2 separate regions of the Homo sapiens genome follow, and region 1 is linked to region 2. A link is an interaction called in ENCODE POLR2A ChIA-PET data of the cell type or tissue named here. Cell type or tissue: PC-3. All regions are shown on one strand. Links, peaks and the distances in the headings refer to the core of each region. The heading gives the core; the rest is flanking DNA. Region 1 overlaps RASSF6 (Ras association domain family member 6). Region 2 holds the start of INKILN (inflammatory MKL1 (MRTFA) interacting lncRNA).

Region 1 (4,401 bases), core at 184-4,183, 110 kb before region 2:
CACTCACTGGCTCTGACTTTGTTCTTCAGTAATGCTGCCATGACTTTCACCACTGGTTATCTTTACATTCAACAAAAAAATAATAAGCAAACTCCTTGCTGCTATTCAGAGGATCCTCCAGACATTCTCCACACTAAATCCAGAGTATGTAGAATGTATCTAATCATATCATCTGCTTTGTTAACATCTTTAAATGTCTTAAATGTCTTTCCATTGCTCTTGGGATAAAACCCCCACACCGTTATGGCAGGTTAAGTCCTGTTTGGTCTCTCTCCTGCCTTCCTCTTCAGCCTCCTTTCAAGAGACATTTTCCCTGTGTCCTGCACCCCAGCACCCTGGGCACCTTTCACTTGTTGGAACTCTTTGCTCCATGGCTGTAAGGATTTCTGGCAGATTTCCTGTGTCAGAAACACTCTTCCACCCACTGTCCTGAACTTTGATAGCTCCTTCTTAGTCAGATCTCTGTACAAACATTGTTTCTAGGGAAGCCTTCTTGGAACTCTTGTTTAAACTAGGGCTTTGTTCTTTCATAGAACTGGGTTCCTTCCCTCAGAATACATGTCAGTTTGTTTCAGGCCTTTAGATCTATGTGGATCTCAAAGTGTGATCCCCAGACCAGCAGCATCTGTACCACCTGGGAACTTAGACATGCAAATATTCAAAACACCCTAGAACTCCTGAATCAGAAACTCTGGGGATGGAGCCTAGCAATCTTTCTTTTAAAGAACCCTCCAGGTGGTTCTGCTAAAGGCTCAGGTTTGAGCTACAGCTTCAGATTGCAAGCTCCACAAGAGTAGGACAGCTACCTCCTCTCCTCTCCTCTCCTCTCCCCTCCCTACCCCTCCTCTCTACTCTTCTTCCTCTGCTCTCCTCTCCTCCAACCCCTCCCCTCCCCTCCTCTCTACTCTTCTTCCTCTCCCCTTCTCTCCTCTCCTCTCCTCTCCTCCATCCCCTCCCCTCCCCTCCTCTCTACTCTTCTTCCTCTCCCCTTCTCTCCTCTCCTCTCCTCTCCTCCATCCCCTCCCCTCCCCTCCCCTCTCCTCTCCCCCTTCCTCTCCCCTCTTCCTCCTCCTCCTTGCTTATGGTATGCTCTCAAAAGTTATTTGTGTAGGGAATACAGCATAGAAAATTCACGCATCCAGAAATTGAAATAAATTCCATACATGTGATATATTTCTGGAGTCTGAACTTCTGGAGTCTCATAGAAAATCATTGGATTTTCTCTGAGAACATTTTTAGATTATCTTGGGCAGACAAATGATCTCATCGTTTTTAAACCTCCTTAATTGATAAAACAGGTAACTGCAAAGTAGATAAATTTTACTAGGAATAACAGATTATTAAGTCATATTGATATGCTCAATGACTGTTGACAATATATGCTTATTGAAAAATATCAGATATAAAAAAACCTAATAAATGTCCTTCTTTCACATATCTCATGATGACGTTATTGACCCTTTTGTGACAAAATAACAGATGTGATACCCAGTTTCTCATAATAATTTCTTTTCATTTCACTGGGTCATCAAACATGGATAATGTGAATTTTTAAAAACAATCCCCATGTGGACAAAAATTCTAATTTTTAAAGTAGATGCTCCTAAATATGCGATTAAAATCCTCTGTCTCTGGCTTATTTTGAAATTCTAACTTTTTATACAAATAAGTCAGAACAGGCTCTCTTATACTTTAATTAAAGACAGGTATTCAGCGTTCTTCAGGAGAATGATGCCCTCCTCTTAGAAACTTACCTTCAGGACTCACAGGGGCATGCAGTGTTTGCTCCTATTCCTTTGATCAGGAGAAGACCCTGTATATGAAACCTGGGCAAACATTGCCTTCTGGCTGTACTGGCCAGGTAGAAGGCAGCCTCTGGAACACTGGCTCTTTGTGCTTAATTTGTGCTTAGAAGTGCAGGTGGCTGGTTCCTTTGTTTCAACAAAGGTTGCTGGCCAACATGCTTGGAAAAAGAAACTGTTTGGAATAATGCACTTTCTGCTAAAATTTATTACATCATGTTAATTAAACTTACTAAGGACAGGATTGTACACGTGCCTTTTGAGCTGCCCTTAGAAGAGGCATAGACTGCAAAGTTTTTATTAGGTTACTAAGTAGCAGAAAAAGTCTGATAGGTTCTGAGAGTGAAATCTGGTTGGTATTCTAAAACTGGATTTAAACTTCTCCATTAATTTTTTTTTAAATACATGGTTAGCATTTATTCACCTCTAAAGTGCCCAGATTTCAGCCTATGACCTAAAGTGAAAATACTTTGAAAGTAACCATAAAAAACATTTATTTTTATTTTTTTCCACCCAGCTCACTGTGTGAAGCAGTGTGCAATGATGACTCCAGGCAATAAAACAGCAACTGGAAGCTTAGTCATTTCAGTACAAAGCTAACCTGTGCCAATACCCTTTGAACAGGGAAGTTTCTAAACTCAGAGAATTCTCATCCAGTAGTGGGATATAAACGTTATGTTTCCTACTATGCTATTATTAATATCAGGACCTCTTATTTTACTGATCATATGCAATCCTCATGAAATTTGCTGAAACCAAAATTTTGATTATGAAGATTCTGCTTAACTATTAATTTCCATTCTTTTCATGTAGTTCTGTGCAGGAAAATAAAAATACCTCAATAAATTGCTAATTTTTGTCTTGTTTACCACAACAATGCCTAGTAAAGAGAGGGAGCTAAAAAACTACTTGCCAAGTGAATAAATGAGTAGGGGTGTTTGCCAGATTTGTGGTATGCTGGATATCATAGTTGGTCAGTGGCATTGTTATAATTTCTGGTGACAGCCTGGCAGAGATTTCCCCTAGCTCCAGGAATTTTGTTTATGTTAGGAGGTCAGAAGTTCTCAGAACTTTAATCCTTTCCTATGGTGAGAATTTGTTCTCAGTACTTCAGTATGCATCAGAATCACATGATTAGTTCTGGGGTGAAGCCAAGGGTCTATACTGTGAACAGGCATCTGAGTCAGAAGCAGGTGGTCCATGGACCTCATTTTTAAGAAATGCTTCTTATTCAATCTCAAATGTAATGTGTCCAGAACTGAATTCCGGATCCTCAACTGCAAACCTGCTCCTCCTGTAGCTCCTGCTTCTCCTCATGATTTCAGAAAATGTTAACTCCATTTTTCTAGATCAAAATTTTTAGAATTATCCTTGGTTATTCTCTTTCTCTCACACCCATGTCTAACCCTTCTGGAAATCCTATTGTGTTGGTCTTCAAACTATATCCAGAATCTGACCATTGTTTTCTACCTCTACTGCTGCCACCTTGGTTCAAGCAACCTTCATCTCCACCCTGGACTGTCAGCTCCTTGGTAACTTCTCTGTTTCCACTCTTGTCCCCTCTCTACTCTGTTCTTAACACAGCAGCTAGACTGATATTGCCACTCATGTGCTCAATATCCTTCCACAGCTTCTCATCTTATTTAGTGGGAAAGATCAAGCCTCATAATGGCCTATCAAACCCTACATGTTCTGAGCCCATTTGGCTTCTTCTCCTGCTGTCTTTCTACTTCCATTTCCCCACACTGTTCTCCCTGACCCTTACAAATATGCATCTGCCTTAGGGCTGTGGAGTTGCCATTCCCCTTGCCTGGAATACCTGCGAAAGCTGCATGGCTTGCTTTCTCCCTTTCTGCAGGCTTTTCCTCCAGTGCTTCCCGCTCACTGAGGAAGGAACTAGGTTATATGCAATCAGAACCCTTTCCGCTCTCTATCTCTAGCACTCTTTACTCCATTTCCTCAGCATTTATCTTATGTATTGACTGCATCCCGACTTTATGATGTAACTCCATGAGAGTAAGGGTTTTGTTTGGTTCATTACTGAATGCTCAGGGTCCAAAAATACACCTGCTCACAGTGAGTAATCAGTAAGTGTTTGAGGAATAAGTCAGTGGATCCTTTATCCTTTGCATCAGGTCTTTTTCCCACTGCTTATAGTTCATCCTTATCTTTCAGCTGTGGCTTTATTTCCATATTTGATCATATTTGTTTCCTTCACTTTCCTACTGCCCAACCCTGCATCATTCACTTCTCCTTCTCTCTGTCATTTATTTGGCTTTTTTCCTTTTTCCACCCCCCATAAGATTTGGGTCATGTTTCAGTACCACTTATTTTTTCATGATTTCATCTCCTCTCAGCCCCCAGCCTCTGCTGTAGCTTGGCCAGTTTCAGTTTTCATCTCTACTCTTATAGCTTTTAAGCCCTTACTCTATTGTTCCCAAAGCAATATGAGATACTGTTTGCTGCGTACAAGAAAAGCTGTGGATGTTGGCCATATATTGCATAATCTAATGTCAAGAGGGAACCAGTAAAAATAAAGTGTCATGAGGAGCAAGGGATGGAGAGGTTAGGACAGGACATAATGTTTTTGGCCCTGGGG
Region 2 (4,401 bases), core at 86-4,085:
CAACAAGATGATTTTAATAATCAAGTTTTATAAATGGTTTACCATGAAAACTGTAGTCTACATCTTTCAGTCAAAGGGAAATAGAAGATCAAATGATTAGGTTAGTCCATAGATAAAATTCCAAATTTTATATGAGTTTCCTTGATAAGAGCCCTCTAAAGGGGTCTTAACACATAGGTTAGCTCTTGTGCCACTAAAAATGTTGTCCTTTTTGACATTTAGAATCTTTGTTCACTTTGTAAGTAGAAATCTCTTGCCCATAAAAACATGAACAAATATTTACAACTCTTCAAATTGTAGTTCTATTTTAGGTTTGAAATACACAACATTTGTACAAGTTAAAAATGGAGATTAGAATCTTATAATGTAGGATTTGGACGAGATGACTTCTAAACACACCTATAGTTCTCAAATCCTAGGTATGACAATAAGTGATTGTATTAGTTCATTTTCATGCTGCTGATAAAGACATACTCAAGACTGGGCAATTTACAAAAGAAAGAGTTTTAATTGGACTTACAGTTCCATGTGACCAGGGAAGCCTCACAAACAGGGTGGAAGGCAAGGAGGAGCAAGTCATATCTTACAGGGTGGCAGGCAAAGAGAGAGCTTGTGCAGGCAAACTCCCATCTTTTAAAACCATCAGATCTTGTGAGATTCATTCACTATCACGAGAACAGCACAGGAAATACCCGCTCCCATAATTCAATCACCTCCCACCAGGTTCCCCCCATGACACGTGGGAATTATGGGAGTTACAATTCAAGATGAGGTTTGGGTGGGGACACAGCCAAAACATATCAATAATTGAGTAATTGCTATATCTTATGTACAATGGGATTAGTGTGATAAATTTACTCATTCGGAAAAAAGAGAAAGGATCAGCAAAAGGGAGAAAAAACTTTCAATATTAACAATTATTTATTAGTGGTCTTAGTATTACAGAATCCAAATACCATAGAACTTTAAAATAGTCTGAAAACAAAGAGATTTAGATAATTTTTTCTCAAATAATTATTATTAAGAAGATTGCTGAATCTTGGATAATCAGTATCTTTATAATTTCTTCATTATGCTAGTGTTGTGTATTGTGCAATTTCCTTATTACAATGCTTCATGGGCTAATGACGCAATAGCAGATGTGTATCATGGATAAATGAGAAAAGCTTGTAGATTCTCAGTTCTGGAAAAGCCTTGGAGCTCATGGAGTGTGGTTAAGAAGGCAGGCTCTGGAATTTGATATTAAAGTTTGAATCCTGCTCTGTCATATACTCCTATGGGACCTTGAACAAGCTGCATATCCTCTCTGCCTCAATGTACTCATTAGCTAATTGGGATAATAATAGTACTGATCTCATAGGGTTATTGAGAGGATTAAATGACTTAATACATGGCAAGCGCTGAGGATAGTTCCTGGCACATAGAAAATACAGTGTTAAATATTCTCTGCTATACCTGGCCAGGATTCTCATTTAAAAGATGAAAAAGTGAAAGTCATCAGTAGCAAATCACTTTTTATATTCCAGAGAATAGAGCTTTGTTTGTCATAGATATAAATCTGTATGATAAATCTCACTGTATTCTACAGTGAATAATGACAGCTCATCCTGAACTTTGAAAATAACTTTTTTTTCAATAAAAGAATGAGTTCAGTTTGACTCATGTGGTCCAGTACAGGGTCACTCCAGGGCTGGCCTTATAAGTCATTGGAACATCTAACTGTCTATGTCGTGTCTTTAGGAGATCTGGGAATGCCCCTTGTCAAAAATAATTTCCACCCACTGACTGATGTCTGCAGTTTTCTTTAGTTTAAGGAGTTGTCCCCTGTTGAAACACACATTTTTCTATTAGAAATAACAATTTGAGTTTTTAAAAATCATTTCTATAATCTTGTAAAAGACAATTCAAGAGATAGATTTTGATAAAGGGGAAAGGAGAAGAGAAAATGAGGATTCCGGGTCCTACAAGTGAACCATCCAATTGAAGTGGTCTGGGAACTTTGATAGCAGATTTCCCCACATTTTTTAATTTGTATAAATTTACAGGGTATAAATGTAGTTTTGTTATATTCATAGATTATGTAGTGGCAAAGTCAGTGCTTTTAGGATACCCATCACCCAGATAACATACATTATACCCATTCTCCACAATTTTCCTTGTAATCAGCTTTCCACCTCAATATTCCTAAAACAACATCTATCCTGGAATGAATGAGTCTGACTCTTTTCAGTGCACTAAGCCATATGCTGGGCACGATAAAGGAGGCAGAAGACTGAAATGACACAGTTTCTGTCCTTGCAGAGTGTACAATCTAGTAGCAGACAAAATACATGCACATGTAACTACAATAAATTGCTAAGCACAGCAGAGGCATGGAAATGAGCAGAAGTCAGTGGGAGATGACAGACCTGCACTTCTCCCCCTTGCAAGCAAAGTGCCTCCAATGGTATAGGAGAGAGCATGCAGAAGAAGCCTGACGGCCCATATAAGAGTGAAATTCCTTTCAAAGCATCTATTTCTTTTCTTGTTTATTTTAATGGAGCATCAAATCAGTATTTTAATTTGCTTTACAACCATGGAAATTTATGTTCCAGGGAGATGCCACGTTGATCCTGTGGCTTCTTATATAAGCAGATATAATGCCTTGTAACCCTGAGAATCAGGGTGACTTAGTCTGGTGCTTAGGTGTACGGAAGTGTGCAACCTAGCACCTAGAACCTTTCCTGCGTTAATGTCGTCATTCATCACCCACCACTGCTTACATAATTCCATTAGAAGCTATGATTCACAGTCTGGAAGGAAGCAAGGGATAGAGTGGCCTATGCTTTCTTTTCCATACACCAATTACAACCTGCTGATATTCCAACACCATTTGAATCAATAACTGGCAGAGAGAGAAAAGGATTGGGGAAAAATTAAGTCTCTGTAGGAGGTTCATGGTGATCATAACCCTACAGGGACCTTAACATTGTCAAGTGTGCCTGTAAGGGCCTGGCTTTCCCATTTGAAGTCCAATATTTTGATATATGCAAGATTATCCAAGATTCAGAAATCTTCGCAATAATAATTATTTAAGAAAGATTTATCTAAACGTCTTTATTTTCAGGCTATTTTAAAGTTTCATAGTATTTGGATTCTATAACACTAACAACACTAATAAGGCTTATTTTTTTTCTGTTCTAAGCAACATAAACAAGGAGATACTAGTTTTTAACCACTCTGGAAATAAATAAAGCTAAACTGAAGCATTCTCTACTCCCCTTCATTTTCCTTCCCACTTTTGAACTAGTTGGAGTTTTGTCTAACGTATTCTAATTGCTTTTGTTTGTGCAACAAAGAAAACATTGAAATTTGTATAATTTCTGGGCAGAACTAGTATGTTGTACTTCAAGGCTTTTTTATGTTTAACTTTATGAGTGTAACTTTTTTGTTTAAAGTAATATTGATGTCACAAATATTTTCAAATTCAGTAGATACTAAAAATTATTATAATTTTTTTTTGAAATGGAGTTTTACTATAGTGCTCAGGCTGGAGTGCAGTGGCTACTAAAAGGCATGATCCCACTATTGGCCAGCAAAAGAGTTTTGACCTGCTTAGACTCACGAGAAGGTCTTGTGAGTCTGACTTCTTAGAAGCTGTCATGTGAAAGCTGTGCCGGTGACTGGCTTCCCTGATCCTGCCCTGCTCCAGTCTGAGCCTCACTGACTCCGAGTGTTCAGCGTTTTAGTTGTGGAAATGAGTTGATAATTTGCACAGGCTGGCTCACCCTTTCTTGGGCAAACTGGTGGTTCCCCTGCTCCCCGGAGGTCACCATATTGATGCCAAACTTAGCGTGGACACCCAATTGGCATAGTGCACTATAGCCCAGAACTCCTGGACTCAAGTGATCTTCCTGGCTCAACCTCTCAAGTAGCTGGGATTACAGGTGTGTGCCATCACACTCAGCTAGATTGTTTTTAATTTAAAAATGTTACTGGACAGCGTTAGCACCTTTTAACAAGAATTTATTTGTGCCCAACACCATGCTTAGCACTTAATGGGCATTCAATAAACATTAATTCAATGGATGGATGAATGAAATACTACAAAAAGCAAATTAATCACAGAATCCCTTTTAAAAACATGAATGAAAGCACTGCTGTGATTATGTTGTAGGTAAATTCATGATATTTTCTATCATTGGTGTATTTTGGTGAATAAATATTACAAGATCAATTCATAAAATCTTCGAAGAAATGGTTCTCTAGAAATAATTCAGTTTTTTATCATTCTGTAATTTTGGCCAACTGTGACGAGAAAACATTTTCATTTGTGTCTGTCTGAATGGTACAGCTTTTTAGGTTTTCTGAAGTCCAGCACAGAGTTGAATAATGTTGAGAGTGTTTCTTTTGGCTGAAACA

The links. ChIA-PET counts read pairs that join two places held together with the same protein. Peaks named below come from ENCODE experiments on the same cell type or tissue, not always from the same donor. Only the 100,000 strongest peaks of a DNase experiment are listed, where the experiment ranks them.
Region 1: POLR2A ChIA-PET joins it to region 2 with 5 read pairs; 1 of 35 experiments calls an interaction of 5 or more read pairs at or near these places.

Annotation. Positions count from the first base shown.
Region 1 is chr4:73,607,009-73,611,409 of GRCh38, forward strand. All of the region lies in intron 2 of RASSF6 (Ras association domain family member 6), which reads right to left. Among named protein-coding and RNA genes, the nearest start is that of RASSF6, 11 kb to the right of the region's middle. In PC-3, for the core only: no CTCF peak of the experiment used is centred there; a DNase peak (open chromatin) is centred at 2,373; H3K27ac peaks cover 2,342 bases.
Region 2 is chr4:73,720,464-73,724,864 of GRCh38, forward strand. INKILN (inflammatory MKL1 (MRTFA) interacting lncRNA) reads right to left here and starts at 607. Exons shown (of 3, transcript NR_185098.1): 1 at 521-607. In PC-3, for the core only: no CTCF peak of the experiment used is centred there; DNase peaks (open chromatin) are centred at 1,258, 1,678 and 2,738; H3K4me3 peaks cover 286 bases; H3K27ac peaks cover 4,000 bases.